Linked DNA regions of Homo sapiens: regions 1, 2, 3 and 5 are each linked to region 4. The links are chromatin loops, found by intact Hi-C in ENCODE. Cell type or tissue: endothelial cell of umbilical vein. All regions are shown on one strand. Region 1 holds the start of MAPK7 (mitogen-activated protein kinase 7). Region 2 has its middle 19 kb from the start of ALDH3A1. Region 3 overlaps EPN2 (epsin 2). Region 4 overlaps LOC105371574 (a long non-coding RNA gene). Region 5 holds the start of B9D1 (B9 domain containing 1).

Region 1 (5,000 bases), 69 kb after region 4:
AGTGTTCTGTGATTGATTAGTGAAGTCTGCTATGGGAATAGGAGGGTGTGGTCATAGTAGGAATGTCCTACATTTGACATCCTATATACTAAGATTCTATAAAACTGTAAAATCATCTGTACACTTCTTGAGGAATAACAGTTGTCCCTGGCAAAACTCTAAAGAACTGGTCCTAGAACTGCGGGAATTTTCCCAGCCTGCTTCAGATTAGATTCAGCTGCCTTTCCAGAACTTCGGCAACATGGTTGCAGCCTTCAGAAAAGTCCCAAGTCTGGCTCCCTCTCCCATCCCGCTTCTTACACAGATTTGAATTCGCCATAGGGCACGGTGGGCCTCAGGATGTCCTTGATGGCGATGATGTTGTCGTGTTTAAAGTGCTTGAGGATCTTCAGCTCCCTGAGGGTCCGCTTGGCATTGGTCACCACATCGAAAGCATTAGGGATCTTCTTGATGGCCACCTGCTGGCCTGAGGAGCAGGGAAAAGGGACATACCAGAGGATACCTTGGAGAAACTGCAGAGTCGACTCAGCCCCTATCAACACCTCCCTTCTAGGATGCAAATGACAACAGCTACCAAGTATTGGGTACCTACTATGTGCCAAGCCCTGTGCTAAGCATGTTACCTACATTATTAAATGTTACCTTCACAACTCCCCTGCGGGGCAGGTCCCAATAGGTCAACGTTAAAGAGAAGGAAATATGGCTTAGTAACTTGTTGGAGGTTGCACGGATGCCCAGTGGTGTAGCTCAGCCTCTTATGCCTACACCCTCTCCATCTCAGACCTCACCCATCCCACCACCAGTTCCTTATGCCAGTGTCTGGCTCCAGAACACATTTCTCTCTTAGACACGAAGGACTGGCTCTCCATTCTGGTCTAACTGGGACTATCATTTTCCTAAGGAGGAAGTAGGCAGGCAGGATGGCAAAACCACCAGGCCGGAGTTTCAGAGAACCGAGCCTCCCCGGAGCCTGGCAGGCAGAAGGCCCTGGTCAGTGTGTGTTGACTGGAGCCAGAACTCGCACCCCGCTTTCCTTCCCGGCTGTCTGGGACAGGCCGGTTTCCCACTCCCTGCGACGCTGCCACATCTGGGAGGCGACGGCTCAGGAAGCTCACCGGTGAGGCGGCGGCGGGCGGAGGACACCACTCCATAGGCCCCGTTGCCTATGGTCTCGATGATCTCGTACTCGTCGCCCACGTCAAAGGTCACATCGAAGGAGCGGGCTTTAAGCAGGGCCAGGTTCTTGGCCGCTACAGAGGCAGCGGTGTGGGCGGGTTCGGCCTTCACGGGCCCGGGGGGCTCCGCAGAGCCGTCCTCGCCGTCTTCCTCCTTCAGAGGCTCGGCCATGGTGTCTGTGTGGAGACTCGGGTGAGGAGAGGACCACCTACCGTGGGCCTCAGTGTCCCCTCTGCGGGCTGGGGAGCAGGACCAGGGAACTTCCCAGTTTCCTAAACCGACAAGGGCAGAAGCGCGCGGCTGGTTCGTGGCAGACTAGCTACCCCAGGGGTCCGGGCCCAGAGCCGGGGGCCCGCCAGGGTCGGGGGAGGGGTAGGCGAGGCGCGGGCCAGGAAGAAAGGGAGGGGCGGGGCACCTGGGTTTCCTCAGGGCCGCACTCACCCCCGCGCCTCCTCAAGGCTTTCAGAGGTCCCGAGGCTCGCCGGCCTCCCGTCCCCAGCGCGGGGGTCTCCGAGGGTGGCTCACTTACTTGTTCAAAGGCCGCAGCCACCACCTCAGCGTCTTGAGCTGCCCTGTCCGTCCCCCTCCGCCCCGCCTCCCAAGGCCACGCTCCCTCCAGCTCCTGGCCAATCGCTGAGCTACTGCTGCGGAGGGTCCTGCCCCTTCTACCTACTGCGTCCAATCCTAGCCCACCGGCCGAGAAAGCCACGCCTGGCGCGCGCCGCTGTCCAGCTCGCCGGCGGGAGCCGCCCAAAGGGTGCCCGGCACTTCGCAGGGGTGTGCTCCCCGCCCTGCACCGCCTTCAAACGCATGCGCACTGGCAGTCGGGCGCCAAGTGAATGGAAGGCAACGCCCCTGCACGTAGCGCGCGCGTCCCCATGAAGCTCTCAACCTCATCCGGCCAATCACAGCTAGTCCCGTGAGCTCGGGGAACTGCCCGGCCTGAGATGCCCAGGTCTGGGACTGTTACCTTGGCTACTGGCTCCCGAAGTCCCCTTCCGCCCAGGGAATTGTGTCCGCCATTTGCTTGGTCCCAGGAGCTCTGGGAATGTGTCATCCCCGGTAGAGGGTGCCCGTCACGGCCAACCACAGAGATCCCGGTCCTCCGGGATTCTAGAGCGTCCGGCCGAACCCTCCACTGACTTCCGGTGGCTGAGCCTCTCCGCAGCTTCCGGCCAAGTTGGACTGCAGCTCGCGGTTTCCTGGCTTCTAGGTATCTTCCCTCCGCTCGTTTGTCTGTCCCGCGATTCCCGTGCTTTGGGCTGCAGCGGAGTTAACCGAGGCGGCCGCCCAACCTCTGCTCCTCTGCGGAGCCCGCGGGTGGGCGGAGCCCTCGCTGGAACCGAGCTGTCCCGACCCACCCCAAAATCCGATAGTTTATTCGTTCATTCATGTAGCAAATGTTTATGGAGCACCGCCCCTCTAAGGCTCAGTGCCGGGAGGCGAAGGTGGACATGGTGGATACTGTGAGCTGGAAGGAAAGGTTTTCTAAAGGGAGCTCGAGGTAGGGCCGAAAAGAAGTGAAGAATTTTGGTTTCACTCCTAGGCGGCTTCTAGAAAAAAGCAATATGTATGCATATTCGTACCTACCTCCCCTTTGGTGTACAAAAATGTAGCATATTATGCTCTTTTCCTGAAGATCATTCCATATCAATAACTGGAGGGGTCCCTCACTTTTAAACAACTTTTAATAACATACCATAAAACTCATCCTTTTATAGTGTACAATTCAGTGTTTTTTGGTATATTCACAGTTGAGCAGCCATCATCACTACCTAATTTTAGGTAGAGTGGTTTATGGAACATTTTCATCGCCCCTAAAAGAAACCTATGTGAACCAAGTATCTGAGACAAGTCTCAAGTCAATTTAGAAAGTTTATTTTGCCAATGTTAAGGACATGGTGGTGACAGCCTCAGGAGGTCCTACAACATGTGCCCAAGATGGTCGGGGCATAGTCAGCCTTTATACATTTCAGGAAGACATAATACATAAGTCAATACATGCAAGATTGACATTGATTTGATGTGCTTATTGGCCATTTGTCTCCTTTGGGGAAATGTCTGTTCAATGTCTATTCTGGAAGGGCGGGACAACTCAAAGGGGAGGGGCTTCCAAGTCACAGGTAGATTTAAACATATCCTGATTGGCAGTTGGTTACAAGAGTTATTATCTATAGAAAGGAATATCTGGGTTATGATAAGGGGTTGTGGAGACCTAGGGTTTTTTGGTTGTTTATTTTATTTTATTTTATTTTATTTTATTTTATTTTATTTTATTTTATTTGAAGAGTGAGTCTCACTCTGTTGCCCAGGCTGGAGTGCAGTGGTGCGATCTCGGCTCACTGCAACCTCCCCCTCCTGGTCTCCTGCCTCAGCCTCCCGAATAGCTGGGATCACAGGCATGAGCCATCAAGCCCGGCTTTTTTTTTTTTTTTTTTTTTTTTTTTGTATTTTAGTAGAGATGGGGTTTCACCCTGTTGGCCTGGCTGGTCTCGAACTCCTGACCTCAAGTCATCCACGCCCCCCTGCTCCCGGCCTCCCAAAGTGCTGGGATTACAGGCGTGAGCCACTGCACCTGGCCAGGAGACCTAGGTTTTATTATGCAGTTGAAGCCTCCCAGTAGCAGGCTATAGAGAGAATAGACAAATATTTCTTATCAGACTTAAGGTCAGTGTTGATGTTAATGTTGGAGGGGTATAATAAGGCATGTCCAACTCTCACCTCCCATCGTGGCCTGAACCAGTCTTTCAGGTTAAATTTTAGGGTGTGCTGGCCAAGGAGGGAGTCCATTCAGATGGTTGCAAAGGGCCTTCTAATTTTATTTTTGGTTTATACCCATTAACGGTCACTCCTCATTCCTCTTTCACCAGAGCCCTTGCAACCACTGAACTACTTTCTGTCTCTATGGACTTGCGTATTGTGGATGCTCTATACTAATGGAATCACACACTGTGTAGTCTTTTGTGTTTGGCTTATTTCACTTAGCATAAAGTTCATGTTGTCATATTAGCACTAATTTTTATGGCCAAATATATTGCATTGTTTAGATATACCATATTTTGTTTATCCATCAGTTTATGAACATTTGGGTTGTTTCAACTTTTTGGCTATTATGATAATGCTTCTGAGAACATTTGTTTACAAGTTTTTTTGTGGACATGTTTTCCTTTCTCTTGGGAGTGGGATTGCTGGGTCACATGGTAAACTATTAACTTCTTGAGAAAGTGCCAAGCTGTTTTCTCCAGCAGTTGCACCATTTTACAAATTCACCAGCAATATTTAAGAGTTCCGATTTCTCCACATCCTCACCAACACCTCTTTTCTTTTTCTGATACTGAGTCTCACTCTATCGCCCAGGCTGGAGTGCACTGGCACGATCTCGGCTCACTGCAACATCTGCACCCCAGGTTCAAGCAATTCTTCTCCCTCAGCTTCCCGAGTAGTTGGGATTACAGGTCCCCACCACCATGTCCAGCTAATTTTTATATTTTTATTAGAGATGGTCAGGCTGGTTTCGAACTCCTGACCTCAAGTGATCCACCTGCCTCAGCCTCCCAAAGTGCTGGGATTACAGGCATGAGCCACAGTACCCAGCCTTATTATTATTATTATTTTTTAATTATAGCCATCCTAGTGGGTGTGAAGTGATACGTCATTGTAGTTTTGATTTGCATTTCCCTAATGACTAAGGATGTTTTCACGGTTTATTGGCCATTTGTCTCCTTTGGGGAAATGTCTGTTCAATATCTATTCAAATCCTTTGACCTTTTTTTTTTTTCTTTTTGAGACAGGGTTTCACTCCAGCCCAGGCTAGAGTGCGGTGG
Region 2 (5,000 bases), 320 kb before region 4:
ATGAGCTTATATAATTAAAAAAAAATTTTTTTTTTTTTTTTGAGACAGAGTGTCACTCTGTTACCCAGGCTGCAGGCTGGAGTGCAGTGGCACGATCGCAGCTCACGCAACCTCTGCTTCATGGGTTCCAGCTATTCTCCCACCTAAGCCTCCCAACTAACTGGGATTACAGGTGTGTGCCACCACGGCTGGCTAACTTTGTGTGTGTGTGTGTGTGTGTGTGTATTTTTTTGAGATGGAGTCTCACTCTGTCGCCTTGGCTAGAGTGCAATGGCGTGATCTCGTCTCACTGCAACCTCTGCCTCCTGGGTTCAAGTGATTCTCCTGCCTCAGCCTCCTGAATAGCTGGAATTACAAGCACGTGCCACCATGCCCAGCTAATTTTTGTATTTTTAGTAGAGACGGTTTCACCATGTTGGCCAGGCTGGTCTCGAACTCCTGACCTCAGGTGATCCGCCCACAGCCTCCCAAAGTGCTGGGATTATAGGCATGAGCCACTGTGCCTGGCCTAATTATGTAATTTTTAAAAACAAGGTTTTTTTAAGTATAGGAAAACTAAAAGACTAGGAAAGATTTGCAGTAAATTCAACAGATGAAGGGAGGTTAAAGTAGGGGAAAATGTTAGGAGAAAATCCAGAAATTCTCTTTGCTCCTGACAGCCCCACTTCACCAATGGTGAGCAGCAGAGGGGCCTGAAAGGGTAGTGGGTTTGAGAGGCCCTGGTGTCCTGTGGGGCCCTGCCACATGCCCTGGTTGCCTCCTGTGTGCGCCGACACTGACCTGGGTGAGACGCCTCACTCCCTGGGCTTCCCTGTCCTTGTCAGTAAAGCAGAGACAGAAACACAACATGCCTCTTGGGTTTCCTGCAAGAGTTAAATGAGCTGCCGTGGAAAGTGCACATGGCAGTCCCTCCCTGAGGCTGGTGTGGCCAGCAGTGGGAGTAGCAGAGGGAGGCTGAAAGGACACGGGAGGCCTCAGGATCCACTCTGTTGTTTCTCCTCATTGGCCATCAGATGTGCTTCCTCTTTGTCACATCTGTATTTTGGAAACGTAAACCCTCCTTTCCATGGAACATGTGCTAAAATAACATTTCTTAGAAAAATTGGTCTCAAGAATATATCGTTCACTCAGTAACAAAGGAGTCAGCAGTGTGACAAATGTCAATTCAAAACGGACCTGAAAACTGAGGTCTGTTTTGGAAACAGGATGCTTATTACATAAGTAATTTGTGAAAAATAAGTTGCTTATTTTGGTAAAGGTCACAGTTTCCTTTTACGTCTATGGTCATAGAAACATTATATGGGTTGTTACGGAGGAAGTCTGGGGCAGGATGGTCCAAGATAACCAGGTGTGTAGACCAGGGGTTGACAAGCTTTTCCTGTACTGAAAAATACAAATATTTTAGGTTTTGAAGACTGTCTGGTCTCTGTCGCAACTGCAGGAGTCCCACCTTATTCATGAGGTTATGCTCCAAGACCCCCCAGTGGATGTCTGAAACCTTGGAAACTGCCAAACCATATATGTATGCTGTTTTTCTCTATACAATCACATAGTATAGGGTGGATCACATATGCGGCGTGGACATGACAGACAAAGGGAATGATTTGTGTCCCAAGTGGGATGGCAGAAGACTACATCACACTGCTCAGAATGGTGTGCAACTTAAAACTTAGGAATTGTTTATTTCTGGAATTTTCCATTGTTTTCTTTCTTTCTTTTTTTTTTTTTTTTTTTTGAGACAGAGTCTCTGTCGCCCAGGCTGGAGTGCAGTGGCATGATCTTGACTCACTGCAACCTCTGCCTCCTGGGTTCAAGTGATTCTCCTGCCTCAGCCTCCCCATTAGCTGGGATTACAGGCCTTGTGCCATCACGCCCAGCTAATTTTTACATTTTTTGTAGAGACGGGGTTTCGCCATGTTGGCCAGTCTGGTCTTGAACTCCTGACCTCCGGTGATCTGCCAGTCTCAGCCTCCTGAAGTGCTGGGATTACCGGCGTGAGCCACCGCATCCAGCCTTAAACAGAATTTAATGAACTGTTAGTTTACAGCATGCAAATTTTTCTCCATTGGTAGTTTTGGAACATACTTGTTTTTCTGCTGCTTTGAGAAATGAGGTGTTCTACTTTTAATCTTCCTGTGTGTTATTTGGACAAGTTACCTTCCCATCCTGAGCCTCAGTTTTTCCATCCATTAGAGAAGATAAGAGGACTACTACTTTCTAATCCTACCTGTGTGGGGAAAATGCTCTTTGCACAGTGCCTGGCATTTAGCAAGTGCTCAACAAATGGTGGCAGCAAGCAAAGTGAAGCTCTCCCTGCCATGCTGGGATCTGATGCCCCTGTTCCTAGCAACAGCTGCCTACAGTGCCGGGGAGCCAGGCCTTGGGCTGTTGCCCTGTCTCTCAGCAGGGCTATGTAAGCATATTGATTTTTGCAAAACCAAGTTCTGGTTCCTTGCTGTGGGGCTGACAAAAAACCATGGGGTCGATCCTCTATAAATATTTTAGCTATGTCCTCTGTTTTTTAAATACAAAATGTGTACTCTAGCCCTTGCCTGTCTGAATTGAAACAAACTCTTTTGAGGTCATGTGCCTCTGGACCCCCACAGCCACACACTGTCAGCGGCAGGCCCCACCCCTGGGACTCATGTCCCACCTCAGTGCCTTCTCTGCCTTTGGAGAAGGAGCTTAGGTCAGGCCCCACACACCTGTCCAGCCCCATGTGTCTCCCCGACCAGCCCTACTGCCAGCAGCGCCCCGTGGGCTGAGCCAGACCTGGGCCAGCCCTCAACCGGCAGAGGGCGCCCGCCCCCAGGCAGTGAGGCTTCTCAGGCTGCTCCCTGAGAAAGGACAGTGTCTTGCATGGGGAGGGGAGAAGGGACAGTGAGGTAACTTCTTCCCAAGGGGTCGCCAGCAGGGACCCCTTTGAGAGTCTGAGGAAAACCTCAGAAAAGGCACAAACTCACAGAAAACGTGAGAGCTGCCCTCTTGGTGCCCCCCTGTCACTAGATGTTGGGGACTCCCAGCTCCCCGGAAGCCCATCTCCCTTCTTAAGGGAAGCAGTGAGGTGAGTCCTCAAGTCCCTTTTCCCCAAAGAAGCTCTGCTGTCTTGCCCCAAAGATTCCTCGATCCCCTCTTGGGGCTGGTCAGATCTGCCCTTGGCTTGAGAAGGGGCTGGGGAGCGAGCCTGCCCCTAAGGAGACTCGGACCTGCAGAACTAAGGGCCACCCCCAGGAGGGAAGGGCTGCCCTCAACACACGTCCCTTCTGGGGCCTGCCTCTGCTCGGCAGGGCAGGGGGTGCCCCATGTGGAGGACTGCTCTAGATGGGCTTTTGTAGGTGAGAAAGGTAAGACCTCAGGCCTACTAGCGCATAGAAGAAAAAGATTCTGGCCGGGCTTGGTGGCCCATGCCTGTAATCCCAGCATTTTGGGAGGCCAAGGCAGGTAGATCACCTGAGGTCAGGAGTTCAAGACTAGCCTGGCCAACATGGTGAAACCCTGTCTCTACTAAAAATACAAAAATTAGCTGGGTGTGGTGCCTGGTGCCTGTAATCCCAGCTACTTGGGAGGCTGAAGCAGGAGAATCACTTGAACCCAGAGGGCAGAGGTTGCAATGAGCCGAGATCACGCCATTGCACTCCAGCCTGGGCAACGGGAGTGAAACTCCATCTCAAAAAAGAAAAAAAAAAAAAGCCTGCTGCCAGGAGGTCTGATGTGGGGCAGGTGGGGTCTAGGGTAGGAGTTCCCTTCCCTGGATGTTTCCTATGCCAGAGGCTAATGGACAAATTTTGAGAAATTGTGATGTTTGGCTTGATATTGGGTCTTTTTTTCCTGTCATTCATGCCCTCGAAGCCATTTGTTAAGCACCTGCTCTGAGTTGGTGCTATACTATGACACAAGGGAGAACGCCAGGGCATGGCCTGCCCTCATGAGGCACACACTGTAGATAGGACGTTGATAAAGACAACATGACAATTGTGACTAATGCCACAGAAGACAGGTAGATGATGTTGTTATGTGGACTTGTGGGAGGGGAACTGGACCAGCCAAGGAAGTCAGGAAAGAAGGGAGCATGAAGCCGGCGGAGAGGGGAGTGTTCTGAGCCGGGGACCAGCATGTGCAAAGGCCAGCAGGTTTGCTTTCTGCAGTGCAGTAATCACTTTCGGAAATCATCTTGTGTGTATTTTTACTTGTTTATTATTATTATCACCTCACTAAAATGTCAGCTCTCTAAAGCCAGGAACCTTACTGTCTTACTGTGTCCCTAGCTCCTAGGACAGTACCTGGGAGATAGTAGGTACTCAACATATATCTGATATTTGTGGAAAATAATGGCTGACATACACTGCATGTCTTCCCCATGCCAGTCAGTTTTTTTTTTTTTTTTTTAGACGGAGTCTCACTCTTGCCCAGTCTGGAGTGCAGTGGCGCGATCTCAGCTCACTGCACCTCTGCCATCTGGGTTCAAGAGATTATCCTGCCTAAATCTCCCAAGTAGCTGGGATTACAGGTGCCTGCCACCACGCCTGGCTAATTTTTGTAGTTTTAGTAGAGATGGGATTTCACCATCTTGGCCAGGCTGGTCTTGAACTCCTGACCTCAGGTGATCCACCTGCCTCAGCCTCCCAAAGTGCTGGGATTACAGGTGTAAGCCACTGCGCCCTGCCTGCCAGTCACAGTTCTAAGCATTTTATATGAACCCACAGCCAGCCCATGAGGAAACTGAAGCTTAGAGAGGTTAAGTAACTTGCTTAATTTCTCATAGGTGGTGAGTCCCTGAGCCAGGATTCTAACTCAGGCAGGCTTCCTCCAGAGCTCATGTTCTTACAGCCCATCTCTAGATGTAAATGAAGCAGATGGATCTGCTTAGGTGCAGCTTTAAGCATGTTTATGTATATGTGAGCAAGTCGGGGATTTCAGCTCACAACAGAACACAGGCTGTCAGCACTGTCACTGTGTGACTGCAGGTCAGAGAGTCTGGGTGGGAAGAGAGAGAGGGAGAG
Region 3 (5,000 bases), 190 kb after region 4:
TAAACTCAGAAATCGCTCTACTTTAGAAACTTGTGCCGAGAGGCCAAGGAAGAACTGTTTACTTGCCCTCCAAATATACACTGGCTACATCCATGCCCCTAACCCCCCTTCTCGCTCCAGCCCCCCTCTTTCCTTCAGCCACCACAGGGAGGACCAGGCCAAGAAAACAGGGATGTTCTTCAGCATATTTATGCCTCACAAGGAAAACATAAGCCCAAGGCCTCAGGAAGGCCAGGTCTGGTGACTCAGTGACTGCAGACTCAGCTGCTGCTGGTCAAATGCACCAAGGTGACAGCTATAATTTACTGAATGCCTACCATGTGCCAGGCACTGACCCAGGGGTTTCATGGCACTGATCTTGCTGCACTTTTGCAAGGCAGGCATTACACAAGAGAGAGGATAACATACAGCAAATCACAGAACTGGGATGAAGCTCTCAGCCACAATGCCTCCTGTGAAACTCAGAAGTGCTCAATCCTAAACCTCCATTCTACTTATATTACTTCTATGTGGTTGCCCTTCTCTGTTCCAATATCATCATACCCATCTAAGACGCTCCTTGGAAGATGTGAGGTTTTTCCACCAACCAGCTTTCAAGGCCAACCCACGTAATTTCTATCCTGGAACTCCCTCCTTACTAGTGAACGCTTTCCGGAATGACTTGTCCAAACAAAACCACTCTCATGGGCCCCAGGGATGGGCCCCACTTCTCTTCTCTTCTAAAGTACTGATCCTAGTCACCAAGTATTTCCAGTTCACCCACTTCTAGGCCTATGACAGAAGTGCATTTTCCCACCTCCTCTGAAGTCAGCCATGGCACGGCAATGAGATGAGATAGAAATGATGTGTGTCACTCTCTGCTGAACAGTAAAAGGCAGGTGCCACATTCCCTGCGGTGGTGACAGTGGGTGCCTATGTCAGGATGGAGCCTCCTTATCTATCCAGAGACAGGAAAGCATGTCTACACAGGGACTCATGTACCATGTTCACAGCTGTGTTACTCACGACTGCCAAAGACTGGAAACAACTTTGTCCAATTGATGAACAGATCAACAACATGTGATCTATCCACACAATGGAATATTATTCAGCCTTAAAAAGGAAGTTCTGGCCCATTCTACCATATGGATGAACCTCGACAACATTACACTGAATGTAAGAAGCCAAACACAAAAGCCCACACACTGTATGACTCCATTTATGTGGAATGTCCAGAACAGGCAAATCCACAGAGACAGAAAGCAGACTGATAGTTGCCAGGGGCTGGAGAGAATGGGAGGGGAAATGACTGCTTAATGGGTACAGGGTTGCTTTTGGGGGTAATAAAATGTTCTAAAATAAGATTATGCTGATGGTGAACTTTATTGCAGTTGCCAGGGGCTGGAGAGAATGGGAGGGGAAATGACTGCTTAATGGGTACAGGGTTGCTTTTGGGGGTAATAAAATGTTCTAAAATAAGATTATGCTGATGGTGAACTTTATTGCATGGCAAATAAATTATGCATCAATAAAACTGTTTTTGTTTTGTTTTGTTTTGTTTTTGAGATGGAGTTTTAACGCTCCTGTTGCCCAGGCTGGAGTGCAGTGGTGTGATCTCGGCTCACGGCAACCTCCGCCTCCTGGGTCCAAGCGATTCTCCTGCCTCAGCCTCCTAAGTAGCTGGGATTACAGGCATGTGCCACTACACCCAGCTAATTTTGTATTTTTAGTAGAGACAGGGTTTCTCCATGTTGGTCAGGCTGGTCTTGAACTCCCGACCTCAGGTGGTCCGCCCGCCTTGGCCTCCCAAAGTGCTGGGATTGCAGGCATGAGCCACTGCACCTGGCCTGTTTTTTTTTAGATGGAGTCTTGCTCTGTTGCTCAGGCTGGAGTGCAGTGGCACAATCTCAGCTCATTGCAACCTCTGCCTCCTGGGTTCAAGCAATTCTCCTGCCTCAGCCTCCCAAGTAGCTGGGACTACAGGGATGCGCCACCATGCCTGGCTGATTTTTGTATTTTTAGTAGAGATGGGTTTCACCACGTTGGCCAGGCTGGTCTCGAACTCCTGACCTCAAGTGATACACCCACCTTGGCCTCCCAAAGTCCTGGGATTACAGGTGTGAGCCACCACTCCCAGCCAATAAAACTGTTAACAAAACAAAATAAGACAAAACAAAAAGCTTGTGCCACCATCATCCTAGGTTCATGAGTGACTATGAGTGAAGTCTCCTGACTACATACACTGGACATGCCCCATGAAAAAGAAATGAGCCTCTGCTGTTAGGCCACTGAGGTGAGAGGGTTGGCTGTTCTCACATCATGTAGCCCATCCTGATACACCTCAAACACATCCACGCTATCATAAGTTCATACCGAAAATGTGTCTAAGGCCAATTAACTTAAATCCTGGAAGGAAGCCAAAGGTGTGGTTCTGTCCCAAAGCCACTGTCCAAATCTTCAAACATAAGGAGATGGGGCAGAGGGAAGGGGAGGAATAGAATTATTTAAAGACTCTGCCTAGATCAGAATAATTCCTAGCCTGAAAAAAATTTATAACTCATAAGACAATGAACTAACCTTCCAAAAATATAAAAAACACCTTCAGAAATTGAGAAAAAACCAATAACCCAAGAGAAAAATCGAAGAACTGTCCACAGAAAACTATAAATGGTCCTTAAACATATGACAACATGATCAGCTCCTCTTCAGAAAAATACAAATTAAAACTATACTGAGATATTATTTACAAGTGTCAGGCTGGCAGAACTCCAAGCATTTGACTACACCTTGTGTTGACGAGTCAGTGGGGAATCAGGCATCAACACCGCCAGTGGGAGTGCAACATGGAACAAGCCCTGTAGAGGGCAACTGGGCAAAATCTGTCAAAATTACAACTGTGTTTCCTCTTTGACTCAGCAATGTGCCTGCGGGATGCCACCCTGCAGGACCACTGCAATGTGGGAAACGATGTGCACGTGAGACAACTGTCGCCGGCATGTCATGAAACAAGCTGGAAACAGCCAGGTGCCTTTCCTCAGGGGTGAGTATTCAAACAGGGACAACTTCACAGTGCAACACAGCTGAAAGAGAATGACAACCATTCTCCATGCACTGATATGGAAAAATCTCTACAATAAGTTAAAAAAAGCACAAGATGAAGAACAGTACACACAGAATGCTATCTTTCATTTACTGAAAAGGGAGAAATAATAATACACAATTTGTGTTTGCTGTACTTGCATTAAGAAAAACTAGAAGGGTATTCAAACTGCTACAGGTGGTTACCAGGGAGGAGGGAGGACAGAGATGAGATCAGGAGTGAGGGGCAAAATTTCTTAAAATATATTTTAATATATTTTCATTTTAGAAACGTGACTGTATTGCCTATTCAAAAGAGCATTTCATTAAAAAAAAAAAAAGTTCCATTCTCAAAAAAAAGAAAAAATACCAGAGCCACATCAAAGCCTTTGGCCAACAGGTCTCAGATGCCAGGGCCAAGAGCAGCCCAGGAGTGACCACCAGCCCAGGTCCACCTGTGTCCTTCCGCCACCAACCCGTGTAAGAGCCCATTACCAAGACCTGTGAAGCTGGAGGGCAGGGACCCTGCACCGTCCCGCGTCTGTCCCTTCCTTTCTGTGACTCTCTTCCAGGCCCCTCCAGCTTCACATTTGGAAGGCTATAAATGGCCTTTAATGCTTCCCCCACTGTCAATGCCCCCATCCAGCCTGCTATCCACTCAGTCTGGGTTTCCTTCCTCCTGGCCCTCTCCCATGGGCTGTCCAAAGCATCGTGCACAAATCCAGCACAGCCCTGTGTCCCTCCCATCATAAGGTAGCAGATTCAAGAAGGGAAGAACCAGAGCTCCTGGCATCCACTTGTGCAGCAAGTCCTTCCTCAGCTTCTGCTTTCCTGCTACCTGCCAGGCACTGGGCTGGTGCTGAAGGATGGAGGTCAACCTGACACAGTCCCTGTCTGCAGAGAGCTCCAGTGGCACAGTCCACAGGGAGTGTGGAAACATAATCCTACAGTGGAAGTCTAAAGGGCACAGGACAGCAGACTGGGCTTTTAGGCCAGCCATGGAGTGTGCAAGGGGGCAGACGAGGTGGGTATGCAACAGGCAAAGCACATTCCAAGCAAAATGAGGAAAAGCAAGTGAAGAAACGCCACAGGCCAAAGCAGTAAGGCAGAATACCCATGGTAAAGATAAAGAAGTCCGTCCCTTCCTCCGGGCATTTAGGAGCGAGGGGTCGCTCTCTCAAGGCCCATCTGCGAACAAAGTCCCATCCACCTTGCTCTAGGCACCCTTGGCCTTTTCCCTGGAACTAGGCAAGCCTGGCCTTCATTTAATCAGGGAACAGGGAGAGTGTAAAAGAGAAAAAAACAAAAACTGCAAGCAAAGATCAAAAGTTTTGACCCCTAAAGACCCAATACTCAGCCGGGCGCTGTGGCTCATGCCTGTAAACCCAGCACTTTGGGAGGCCGAGGCGGGCAGATCACAAGGTCAGGAGATTGAGACCATCCTGGCTAACACGGTGAAACCCCGTCTCTACTAAAAATACAAAAAGTTAGCCAGGCGTGGTGGCAGGCGCCTGTAGTGCCAGCTACTCAGGAGGCTGAGGCAGGAAAATGGTGTGAACCCGGGAGGTGGAGCTTGCAGTGAGCCGAGATCGTGCCACTGCACTCCAGCCTGGGTGACAGAATGAGACTCCATCTCAAAAAAAAAAAAAAAAAAAAAAGACCCAACACTCAAAAGATGCCAGATCAATAACCTACGACTCTCACATTTGACAAAAACAGCAGCAAAACCATGTTTCCCTATCACCAAAAGGAGAAACACCTGAAGCTAATGGATTCCAAATTGTATTTCCATAAGCCTTATAGGGCGGTTTTCAAAAAATCACAAATTTCCAAGACTTGATTCAGCAGCCGCTATGTTATATAATGAATTTTTTTCTTTGAAGGCAGATAATATTTGTTTCCCCATTCCAAATTATAAACTGATTTTTTCTTCCAAATGGAAA
Region 4 (5,000 bases):
TTTCATTTCCAAACGAAGTCACATTCTGAGGATCTGGTAGACAGTACCTGGAGGAACACTACTCAATCCACTACAGATCTATCTCTTGCTTACAGATTTTCTGGCTCTCTGATTGCTGCTTTGCTATTAAGGACTTTGACATTGGGTATATCCAATAGCCTTCCTGATCTTTAGTTTTCTCACTAGTTCAAGGAGGTATAATCTTTGTCTGGTCTGTTGTTCTTTCCTAAAAGCCCTGTAAATGCAAAGTGACCCACAAACACAGAAGGAGATAAGAAACCAAAGAACAAGGCAGACAAATCCAGTTTGTCAGTAAAGGGTGATTTATTAGGGAACTTACACACAGAAGTGTAGTCTTCTATGGCCACGAGACAGGCAGATCTGTGTACTGCAACCCCTGAGACCCATGGCTTATGTATCGGGAGGGAAGTCTACATGCTCCGGAAGGAATGTGTAGATAGCTGAAAGAATGCTGAGGGTGTCATGGCCTATGATGTGTGCAACAACATCAAGGGTTGATTAGGAGGGAAGGCAAAACTTACAGTAAACAGAGATTTCTACATAAAGAATAATACATCAACTAGACATCTTGGAGGCATTCCCAGACTCGAGGTTAGTCAGGAGTCACATGGTGGATTAGCATCTGAAATAGAGTTACCCTTGTCCCCACAGCTGCTGTGGTTTTACAACAGCAGATCAGAAAAAAGGTCCCCTTCAAACCTCGTATTGAAATTTAGATCCCCAATGCGGCAATTTTGGGAGATAGGCCCTGGTGGGAGGGGTTTCAGTCATGGGGGTGGATCCCTCATGAATGAATTAATGTCCTCCCATTAGTTCACAAGAGAGCTGGTTGTTAAAAGGAGCCTGGGCCAGTGTGATGGTTCGCATCTCTAATCCCAACACTTTAGGATGCCAAGACAGGAGGATTGCTTGATGCCAAGACAGGAGGATTGCTTGAGGCCAAGTATTCAAGACCAGCCTGGGCAACACAGACATTGCAACATCCCTGTCTTTACCAAAAAGGAAAAAATTAGCCAGCCATGGTGGCATGCACCTATGGGCCTAGTTACTCAAGAGGCTGACGTGGGAAGATAGCTTGAGCCCAGGAGTTCAAGGTTACAGTGTCCAGCCTGGGTGACAGAATAAGACCACGTCTCAAAAAACAAAGAAACAAACAAACCAGCCTGGGACCTCCTCCCTGCTTTGCTTCCTCTTCAGCATGTGTGATCTCTTTGCACATGCCGATTCCCCTTTCACATTCCACCTTGAGCTGAAGCAGCCTGAGACCCTCACCAGAGGCCCAATCTTGAACTTTCCAGCCACCAGAATTGCAAGCTAAATAAACCTCTTTTCTTCATAAACTACCCAGTCTCCAGTATTCTGTTAGAGTAACACTAAACCTCTGCCTCACTTGTTCAACCTTTCATTAAATATATTTGTGTTGAACACCTTTTTGACACCCAGTTCTGTACATCTTTTGACCTGATATGATCTTTTGGAGTAAAGAATAGAGGAATTGGGGTGACATCAGCAAGATGGCAGAATAGGAAGCCCCCACCCTTGTTTCCTTCACAGTGACACCAAATTAACAACAATATATAGACCAAAATACCTTTATGAGAACTCTAGAAACCAGTGAGGAAGTTGCAGTACCCCAAGGCAAGATCAAGCCAAGAACAGTGCATTGAAATCAGTAAGAAGAGCCATTTCACTTTATCTGCAATTGTCCCTGTCCCAAGCTAGCACAGCTCGGCTTTTCTCATGGCTTCTCCCTTAGGTTAGAGGGAGGGGAGAGAAGAGTGCCCAGCGTTCCAGCTTCTCAGAAGGCTGCCCAGAAAACTAGTTTCTGTCTTACTTGACTCAGGGCACTAATGGAACCAGAATAGTTTGGATGCCTGGAGGATGCTGAAAGCAAGGGAGAATGGGGTGGCTTACTGTGCCACCAGAAGGCCTGAAGTGCGGCACACAGAGGATGGCATGACTCAGGGTAACTGGGAGGTGCTCAACTCATAGGTCTTCCCTTGGCAGGGAGGTAGAAGAGTGGGCTGTTTGGCTGGCTGTCCAGCTTTTCAGAGAGCTGCTCCAAGGACTGGTGAATGTCTCATCTGATCTAGGGGAGCTGACAGGGAACCAGCATACTTTGGATGGGGCCTCTGAAAACAAAGGAGAGGAGAGTGGCTTGCTGCTGTGGCACCAGGGAACCTGCAGTTCTAGAGACAGACACCAGAGGGAGCCAAAGATTATGATCTTCTGAAAAAGAAACTGGCAAACCTCTCTAACTGGAAAATTACAGGCAAAGCTCAGAGGAATTGCGTCCTCCTAAAAAGATTTCAGAGGCCCCCAGAATCTCTAGGTGTGGCTGATTGGTGAACAGAATTCCCCCGTACAAACCCAATCCATAAAGACTGAGAGAGAAGGCTATTTTTTTTCAAATGCGTACAACTCAACAAAAAAAATATCACAAGCCACACAATAAAGCAGGGAAATATAACCAAATCAAAGGAACAAAATAAATCTCTAGAAACTGCCTCCGAAGAGATGGAGATCTATAAACTATCGGATTAATAATTCAAAATAATTGTCTTAAAGAAACACAGTGGCTTCTTTTCCGACAAAACACCAAATGGCGGATGACGCCGGTGCAGCGGGGGGGCCCGGAGGCCCTGGTGGCCCTGAGATGGGGAACCGCGGTGGCTTCCGCGGAGGTTTCGGCAGTGGCATCCGGGGCCAGGGTCGCGGCCGTGGACGGGGCCGGGGCCAAGGCCGCGGAGCTCGCGGAGGCAAGGCCGAGGATAAGGAGTGGATGCCCGTCACCAAGTTGGGCCGCTTGGTCAAGGACATGAAGATCAAGTCCCTGGAGGAGATCTATCTCTTCTCCCTGCCCAATTAAGGAATCAGAGATCATTGATTTCTTCCTGGGGGCCTCTCTCAAGGATGAGGTTTTGAAGATTATGCCAGTGCAGAAGCAGACCCGTGCCGGCCAGCGCACCAGGTTCAAGGCATTTGTTGCTATCGGGGACTACAACGGCCACGTCGGTCTGGGTGTTAAGTGCTCCAAGGAGGTGGCCACCGCCATCCGTGGGGCCATCATCCTGGCCAAGCTCTCCATCGTCCCCGTGCGCAGAGGCTACTGGGGGAACAAGATCGGCAAGCCCCACACTGTCCCTTGCAAGGTGACAGGCTGCTGCGGCTCTGTGCTGGTACGCCTCATCCCTGCACCCAGGGGCACTGGCATCGTCTCCGCACCTGTGCCTAAGAAGCTGCTCATGATGGCTGGTATCGATGACTGCTACACCTCAGCCCGGGGCTGCACTGCCACCCTGGGCAACTTCACCAAGGCCACCTTTGATGCCATTTCTAAGACCTACAGCTACCTAACCCCCGACCTCTGGAAGGAGACTGTATTTACCAAGTCTCCCTATCAGGAATTCACTGACCACCTCGTCAAGACCCACACCAGAGTCTCCGTGCAGCGGACTCAGGCTCCAGCTGTGGCTACAACATAGGGTTTTTATACAAGAAAAATAAAGTGAATTAAGCGTGAAAACAAAACAAAAAAAAGAAACACAGTGACCTTCAAGAGGACACAGATAATTAAATGAAATTTTTAAAAATGCAACAACAAGATGAGAAAATCAACAAAGAGATAGAATGATAAAAAAAAGAAAGAAGCGGAAATTTTTGAGCTGAAGAATATAGCAACTGAATTGAAAAATTCACTAAAAGAGTTCAAAAGCAGACCTGATCAAACAAAACAGTGGACTAAACAACAGGTCATTTGAATCTTTGAGTCAGGGAGCAAAAAGAAGAAAAAATGAAGAAAAGTGAGGATAGCCTAAGAGATTAATGGGACATCATCAAGCAGATCAACATACACATTAAAGGCATTCCAGAAAGAGAAGAAAGAGAACTTATTTAAAGAAATAATGGCTGAAAACGTCCCAAATCTGACAAAGGAAGTGGACATCCAAATTCAACAATCTCAAAACAAATATTAGTAAATTAGTAAGATTATTAGTAAGATGAACTCAAAGAGGCCCATACAGAGAGACATGTTATAATCAAACTATTGTCTTTAAAAGAGCAAGGGCAGTGACTCATGATGTACAAGGGAGCTCCCATTATAGTATAAGTAGATTTCTCCACAGAAATTGTATAGGCAAGAAAGGGGTGGGATGATATGTTCAACATGTTCAGAGAAGAAAAGCTATCAACCAAGAATACTATGACTGGCAAGACTGTCCTTCAAAACTGAAGGAGAAATACGCATCTAACAGCAGAGCACCCAAATGTATGAAGCAACATTGACAGAATTAATTGAGAGACAGAAAGTGGCATGGTGGTTGCAAGGGACTGGGCGGAGGAATGAATGGGGAGTTACTGTTTAATGGGTACAGAGTTTCAGTTTTGTAAGACGAAAAAAATTCTGGAGATGAATGATTGTGATGGTGGCACAATAATGTGAATGTACTTAATGCCATTGAACTGTATGCTTAAAAATGGTTAAAATGGTAAATTCTGTTACATTTGTTTTACCATAAGTTAAAAAAAAATTTTAAATTAATAGACATGGTAAAAGCAAGAAAATATCACACATAATCAGGACAAAAATCCATCAATATAATAAGATTCATAAGTGACATAAATGATGCAATTAACAGACGTGATATAGAAAATAGATATCATAAATATGGTTCACGTGCTCAAGAATGTAGAAGATGAGGAGATAAATAGAAAATATTTTTAAAGAAACATTAGATGGAATTAACAGCAGAGTAGGTATTTGTATTAGTTCATTCTCACATTGCTATAAAGAACTACCTAAGACTGGGTAATTTATAAAGAAAAGAAGTTTAGGCCAAGTGCAGTGGTTCACGCCTGTGATCCTAACACTTTGGGAGGCTGAGGTGAGTGGATCACCTGAGGTCAGGAGTTCGAGACCAGTCTGGCCAACATGGTGAAACTCCATCTCTACCAAAAATACAAAAATTAGCCAGGCA
Region 5 (5,000 bases), 83 kb after region 4:
GGGCTCTGAAGGCTACATAGGAGTTCTCTGGGCGGATAGGTAGGAGATGATGAGCTAGGTAGAAGGAACAGCATGTGCAAACCAGGAGGCATGAAAAAGCAGGAGCACCCCAGGAATGACTTCAGCAACAAGAATAGCTGCAATGTATACACCTACTATGTGCCCATAAACTTTTTAATTAAAAAAAAAAAAAGAATAGCTACAAATGTATGGAACTTTGACATATATTATCACATTTAATCCTCACAACAACCCCCTGGGTGTGATGAGGAAACCGAGGCTCCGAGAGGTTAAAGGACTTTCCCTGAGTCACATAGGATTCCACTGCAGGCAGTCTGATTTTGAGCTGGAGGGGTGAGGGGTGGAAGCTGGGCTGCAGAGATCGCAGGGCTGGATGGAAAGAGATGCATGGTAGACCTGCAAGGCCCTGGGACCCGGAGCTGAGCTCTGAGGCTTCAGTCTCCTGAGGTGCAGGGTCCAGGCTGGCTGAGGCCTCCAGCAAGAAGGGCCCAGACAAATGGCTTGGCCAGGCCAGCATCTTCCTGGACACCTGGTGCCGCTGTGAGGGGGCCCTCATCTCCCAAGAGTGGGTGCTCACAGGCGCCAACTGCTTTGACAGGTGGGTGCACAGCCAGGAGGGGTGGTGGAGAGGGGCTCCAGGAGGGTGGCCCCCAGCCTCTCCAGCTCTCCACCTCCCCTTCACCTCCTCTCTCCACAGTTGGCCTTGGTCCCACTTCAGTGTGACCTTGGGTCCAGATCGACTGCAGATGGACTCTTGTGAGATCAGGTTACCATGGGGGAGCTGCTCTTGTCCTCAGCAGGGCCCGAGGGCTCTGGGTTTGGTAGCCTGGTCCTGGCACAACTGGCAAGGGGCAAGGCCTCCGTCGCTCACCAGCGCTGTGCAGGCCGTCCCCCTGGCCACTCAATCCCACTGTTCCCTCTTCCTGAGACAGCTCTGCTGGGGCCAGGGGTTTGAACCCGATTTCAGTAAGGATGGGAGCAGAAGCCTGGGATGGTTGAGAGACTGGGGGAGGCAGATGGCCAGGGTGGAGCTTGGGACCCTGCAGGGGCTCTGGCCAGCTGCCCGGCAGCACCATGGCCATAGGCATGCAGGGAAGAGGGCTGGCGCTGACACCTGCTCTGCTCAAGCCAGCTTCCAGCCTCACCCCTGCCCAATGGCTGACAGCCCCGCCTGCCCAATGTGCTGGAAGCTTCCCTGAGGGGACTGCGTGGGAGTGTACCAGAGGACAGAGCTGTACTAAGAGTGAGGTGGGAGCGAGGAATGTCTAGGAGCCCAGGAAGGCATCTGGGGGTGGAGAGACTTGGCACAGGCACAGGCAGGGAAGCTCAGCAATATATGTTAACAACCAGCATGGCTGGACTGGTGCAGATCGGCTGGATGTCAGCTGGGCTGAGGGTCTGCCCCACCCCATTGCAGATCCCTACATCCCACCCCAAGAGCTGCAGAGTGTCCTGCTGAGATCGCTGTGTGTCAGCATCTGCAGAAACTACCTTCTCCTCCAACCTGACTGTCCTGACCTGAAGGACAGCCTGCCCAAGGACTTCTAGTACACCAGGCTCTCCACTGGGCCCTTGAACTGGTGGTAAGGATTCCAGCAGGCCCTATGCAAGCCCCTATGCAAGCCCCTGAGACCCCTCTCCTAAAGTCGCTTCTAATGCCACTAGACTTGTTAAAGTTAGGCCTGGTCACCCTCCCATCCTATCCTGGAGTCTTCCATTCCCCAACACCCAGGGGTCGGGCTTATTTGTACCCCTGAAGGCCACCCTAGAACTTCCCACCCCTTGGGGAGACTCCCCCATTATGTCCTATTTGAATGTGGGGCCACCTTTGGTATAGCCAGGTCTTAAACTACTGGGAGCCCCCAGTTATTCGATAACTACAAGCATTTTGCTGAAAACTAACTTGTGTGCAACACCGAGCCTCAAAGGCCAAAGGGAGGAAATAATTGGGTGAGACTGATAGAATGTGTGGGAGAAAGCACTTTAACTGGAAAGAGATGGACAGAGCGGGGGAAGAAGGGAGTATGACCCCCTCTCCAGGAGGGGAAATGGGCCCTGTCTTGGGCTCTGGGTGCAGCACTTGGGCCACCAGCCCACCCATCCCCTCCCCCAGCTGCTCTTGTCAGATGTGTGAACTGGTTACCCGCTGCCTCCCTCCCCTGATCAAATATCTTTGCTCACTAGGCAGGGGGTGGTTCAGTGGGTGCAGGCTGGGCTGAGACTGCTCCTTCCCTCCCTCGTGCAGATGGTTGATGGGACTCCCCTAGTCTGCTCCCAAGCTAGAAGCTGCAGAATGTGATGACCTGGGGTCCCTGCTCGGAGCCTGGCCTCCCGGGAGTCTACACACCTGTGAATCCCTTCATTTCCTGGATCCAAGATAATGTCTCCAACGTCTCCTTTGACACCTCTGCCAACAGATGCTGTTGGGGCTGGCCCAGGACAAGACAGAGGCAGTGAGGGTTGTTAGCCTCTGGAGTCCTGGGTTTGAATCCTGACTTAGCTACTTACCTGCCTTTGCCATCTGAATCTGTTTCCTCCTCTGTAAAATGGAGATGTCTTCAATTATTCATTTATCAACAAGTTAGTAGTTACCAAGTGCTTACTCTGTGACAGGCCACTAAGATACAAGACTGTATCTTGACAGATTCGTGGATTTTGGCTAGCAACTCCCCTGAGCGCTGGCTGATTGGGGTGCCAGGCGCCGCCCGCTGCGGGCCTCAGTTTCCCCAGCTTCGAACTAAAGAGCGATGGCTTGGATGTAAGGATTCTTGAGGTCCCTCCCAAGTTTGTTTAATAAACTTTTTCGAGGGCAAGCGTCTCCAAGCCACAGGGGCGCATCCTTTTCACCTGCTTGGACGCTGCTTGGCCCCAGCTGGGGAGGCTCCTCCGAGCACCCGGCATTCCAGAGTTAGCCCCGACAGCTGTGGTCACGTCGCCCGTGCTCTGCAGCGCCTCCCTCCGCGTCCTCGCGGTGGGGCCACAGCGACATCTAGTGGCTGAATGTATTTTAAACACTCGGCTTGCTGAGGGCGTGAGTCGGAGCGCTGCTCCCCAGGACTCAGCTCTCATTCGCCTCTGCGCTTCGGCGGGGACGGGGAGCCGGGCCGAGTCAGAGTGAACACACACTCCCTGCGCGTGCAACTGAGTCGAGCGGTAGGGCTGGCTTTACCCGACAGGTCAACGCTCCCGCCCCAGCTCTCGGTCATACCTGCCCTAAGGAGGGGTGGAGCCTCGGCGTGGATCCCCGCCCCTTGTGCCCCGCCCCCTTATAACGGCGCCCGTTCACTGCGCCTGCGCATGCCACACGCGCACTCGCGTGGCCTTCGCGAAGGTGTCGCTGCCAAGAAACGTGTCCTGCGCGCTACGCCGTCTGTTTCTAGGGCAACGCCGGCGTCTCTTAGCAACCGCGCGCGGCCTAGGTGGGTCCCCCCGGCACCCCCAGACCTGCCATGGCGACCGCGAGTCCTAGCGTCTTTCTACTCATGGTCAACGGGCAGGTGGAGAGCGCCCAGGTGAGCGGCCGTGGACCCCGCCGGGGCCCGCCCCCCAGCGTCCCCCGGGGCCCTTCCCGCAACCCCCCGGGCTGCCCTGTGGCCCCCGGAGAGCCACGTCATTCCTCTGAGCCTCTCGGTTAGGCGGGGGAGGGGAGCCAGCATTGGAGAGCTTGGCGCGAGGTTGCCCGGATCCTGAGTCCCGATGTGCAGGAATAGAAGCAGACCTCGAGATGTTGAGCTAGTACCGAGGTCACACTCGGGCAAGCCTGTGGGCCCTCGCACGGGTCATGCCCACTTGCTTGGATCACTGGCAGGAGCCTCCTGGGGTTAACGCGAGGAGCCGAGGCTTGGCCGAGTTTCCAGCATTTGCGCTGTGTCCCGTGTGGAGTTACTGTCCCGCGTTCTGAATCCCCAGATCCTTGAACTCGGGTTCGAATCCAACCATCCAACAATGGTGGTGGCCTGGAATTGACCCAAGGAAGGTGTGCCTGCTAGGCCCGAGGGACGCTATTCCCCATCCCCCTACACTTTAGAGGAATCATTTATTGTAAATATAAACCAACGCTCACCAAGTCCTCAATATGTCCCAAAGTCGGTGCTCCGCACTGGTCCACCCTTACAGCCTTACCAGATAGGCACTACTAACACCCCCATTTTACAGCTGGGGAAATATACCAAAGGAACTGGCCTGTCTGGGAATTGAACCCACGCCTATCTGACCTCAAAGCTTCACTACACTGTCCTTCCAGGCTGTTGGAGGTGGTGTTTATTATTATTTTATAATATTATTGTGAGGATTGACTGAGACGGTTTGGGTAAGGCTCTGACAGGGCCTGATGCTTTGTAGGTGTCTCCTGCCTTCCTATTTCATCAGGGATACTACTCCATGCTCCCACCCTGTCCGCCTCTGCCTTAGCCTAGTGCCTAAGACCGTCTTTCCCCACTCTCCTGTCCTTTCCTATTAGGGGCTCTCGGCTGGGCTGAGTCACATGTGTCTGTGCTCTCAGCATCAGCGACCCCCCCGCCACACACACACTGACAGTCACACTGTTCCTCCCTGCTCTGCTCTCAGCACCTCCCTCTTTTCAGGGCCTCAGCTCCAGCCTTGCATATGATGGCTTCCTGGGTTCTCAGACCTTTCACTTCAGCACCATTCCCTTACACCAGTGGTCCTCAACCTTTTTGGCACCAGGGACTGGTTTTGTGGAAAACCAGGTGGCGAGGGATGGTTTTGGGATGATTTGGGGACATTACATTTATTGTGCACTTTATTTCTATTATTACCTTGTAAATAATAATGAAATAATTATACAACTCACCATAATGTAGAATCAGTGGGAGCCCTGAGTTTGCTTTCCTGCAACTAGATGGTCCCATCTGGGTGTGATGGGAGACAGTGACAGATCATCATGCGTTAGATTCTCATAAGGAACATGCAACCTAGATCCCCCACATGTGCAGTTCACAGTAGGGTTCGTGCTCCTA

The links. Peaks named below come from ENCODE experiments on the same cell type or tissue, not always from the same donor. Only the 100,000 strongest peaks of a DNase experiment are listed, where the experiment ranks them.
Region 1: it touches region 4 in a loop (3-fold over the local background); 106 of 110 quality-filtered maps call a loop at or near these places.
Region 2: it touches region 4 in a loop (4-fold over the local background); 15 of 110 quality-filtered maps call a loop at or near these places.
Region 3: it touches region 4 in a loop (6-fold over the local background); 4 of 110 quality-filtered maps call a loop at or near these places.
Region 5: a loop joins it to region 4, with 15 times the contacts of the local background. A loop is called at or near these places in 107 of 110 quality-filtered maps.

Annotation. Positions count from the first base shown.
Region 1 is chr17:19,375,248-19,380,247 of GRCh38, reverse strand. It overlaps MAPK7 (mitogen-activated protein kinase 7), which reads right to left and starts at 1,750. Exons shown (of 7, transcript NM_002749.4): 1 at 1,618-1,750; 2 at 1,116-1,352; 3 at 301-466. The coding sequence starts at 1,347. It also overlaps a transcript of B9D1 not described here. RefSeq lists silencers at 1,525-1,784, 1,855-1,914, 2,625-2,674 and an enhancer at 2,125-2,354. In endothelial cell of umbilical vein, no CTCF peak of the experiment used is centred here; a DNase peak (open chromatin) is centred at 1,937; H3K4me3 peaks cover 2,404 bases; H3K27ac peaks cover 1,134 bases.
Region 2 is chr17:19,764,457-19,769,456 of GRCh38, reverse strand. No RefSeq gene overlaps it. Among named protein-coding and RNA genes, the nearest start is that of ALDH3A1, 19 kb to the right of the region's middle. RefSeq lists an enhancer at 2,544-2,693. In endothelial cell of umbilical vein, a CTCF peak has its summit at 2,784 (motif pointing right); DNase peaks (open chromatin) are centred at 1,266 and 2,796.
Region 3 is chr17:19,259,024-19,264,023 of GRCh38, reverse strand. The region is part of intron 1 of EPN2 (epsin 2); the gene reads right to left. Among named protein-coding and RNA genes, the nearest start is that of EPN2-IT1, 9.9 kb to the left of the region's middle. In endothelial cell of umbilical vein, a CTCF peak has its summit at 2,815; DNase peaks (open chromatin) are centred at 233 and 633; H3K27ac peaks cover 1,556 bases.
Region 4 is chr17:19,444,476-19,449,475 of GRCh38, reverse strand. The region is part of intron 2 of LOC105371574 (a long non-coding RNA gene); the gene reads left to right. It also overlaps the pseudogene RPS2P46. Among named protein-coding and RNA genes, the nearest start is that of LINC02094, 29 kb to the right of the region's middle. In endothelial cell of umbilical vein, a CTCF peak has its summit at 2,202 (motif pointing right); DNase peaks (open chromatin) are centred at 495 and 2,225; H3K27ac peaks cover 2,234 bases.
Region 5 is chr17:19,361,040-19,366,039 of GRCh38, reverse strand. It overlaps B9D1 (B9 domain containing 1), which reads left to right and starts at 3,317. Exons shown (of 7, transcript NM_015681.6): 1 at 3,317-3,533. The coding sequence starts at 3,471. LOC105371573 (a long non-coding RNA gene) reads right to left here and starts at 3,263. Exons shown (of 3, transcript XR_934302.4): 1 at 2,869-3,263; 2 at 2,530-2,560. RefSeq lists enhancers at 2,848-2,917, 2,474-3,258, 3,718-3,857 and a silencer at 3,408-3,677. In endothelial cell of umbilical vein, a CTCF peak has its summit at 2,995 (motif pointing left); DNase peaks (open chromatin) are centred at 3,049 and 3,299; H3K4me3 peaks cover 1,223 bases; H3K27ac peaks cover 768 bases.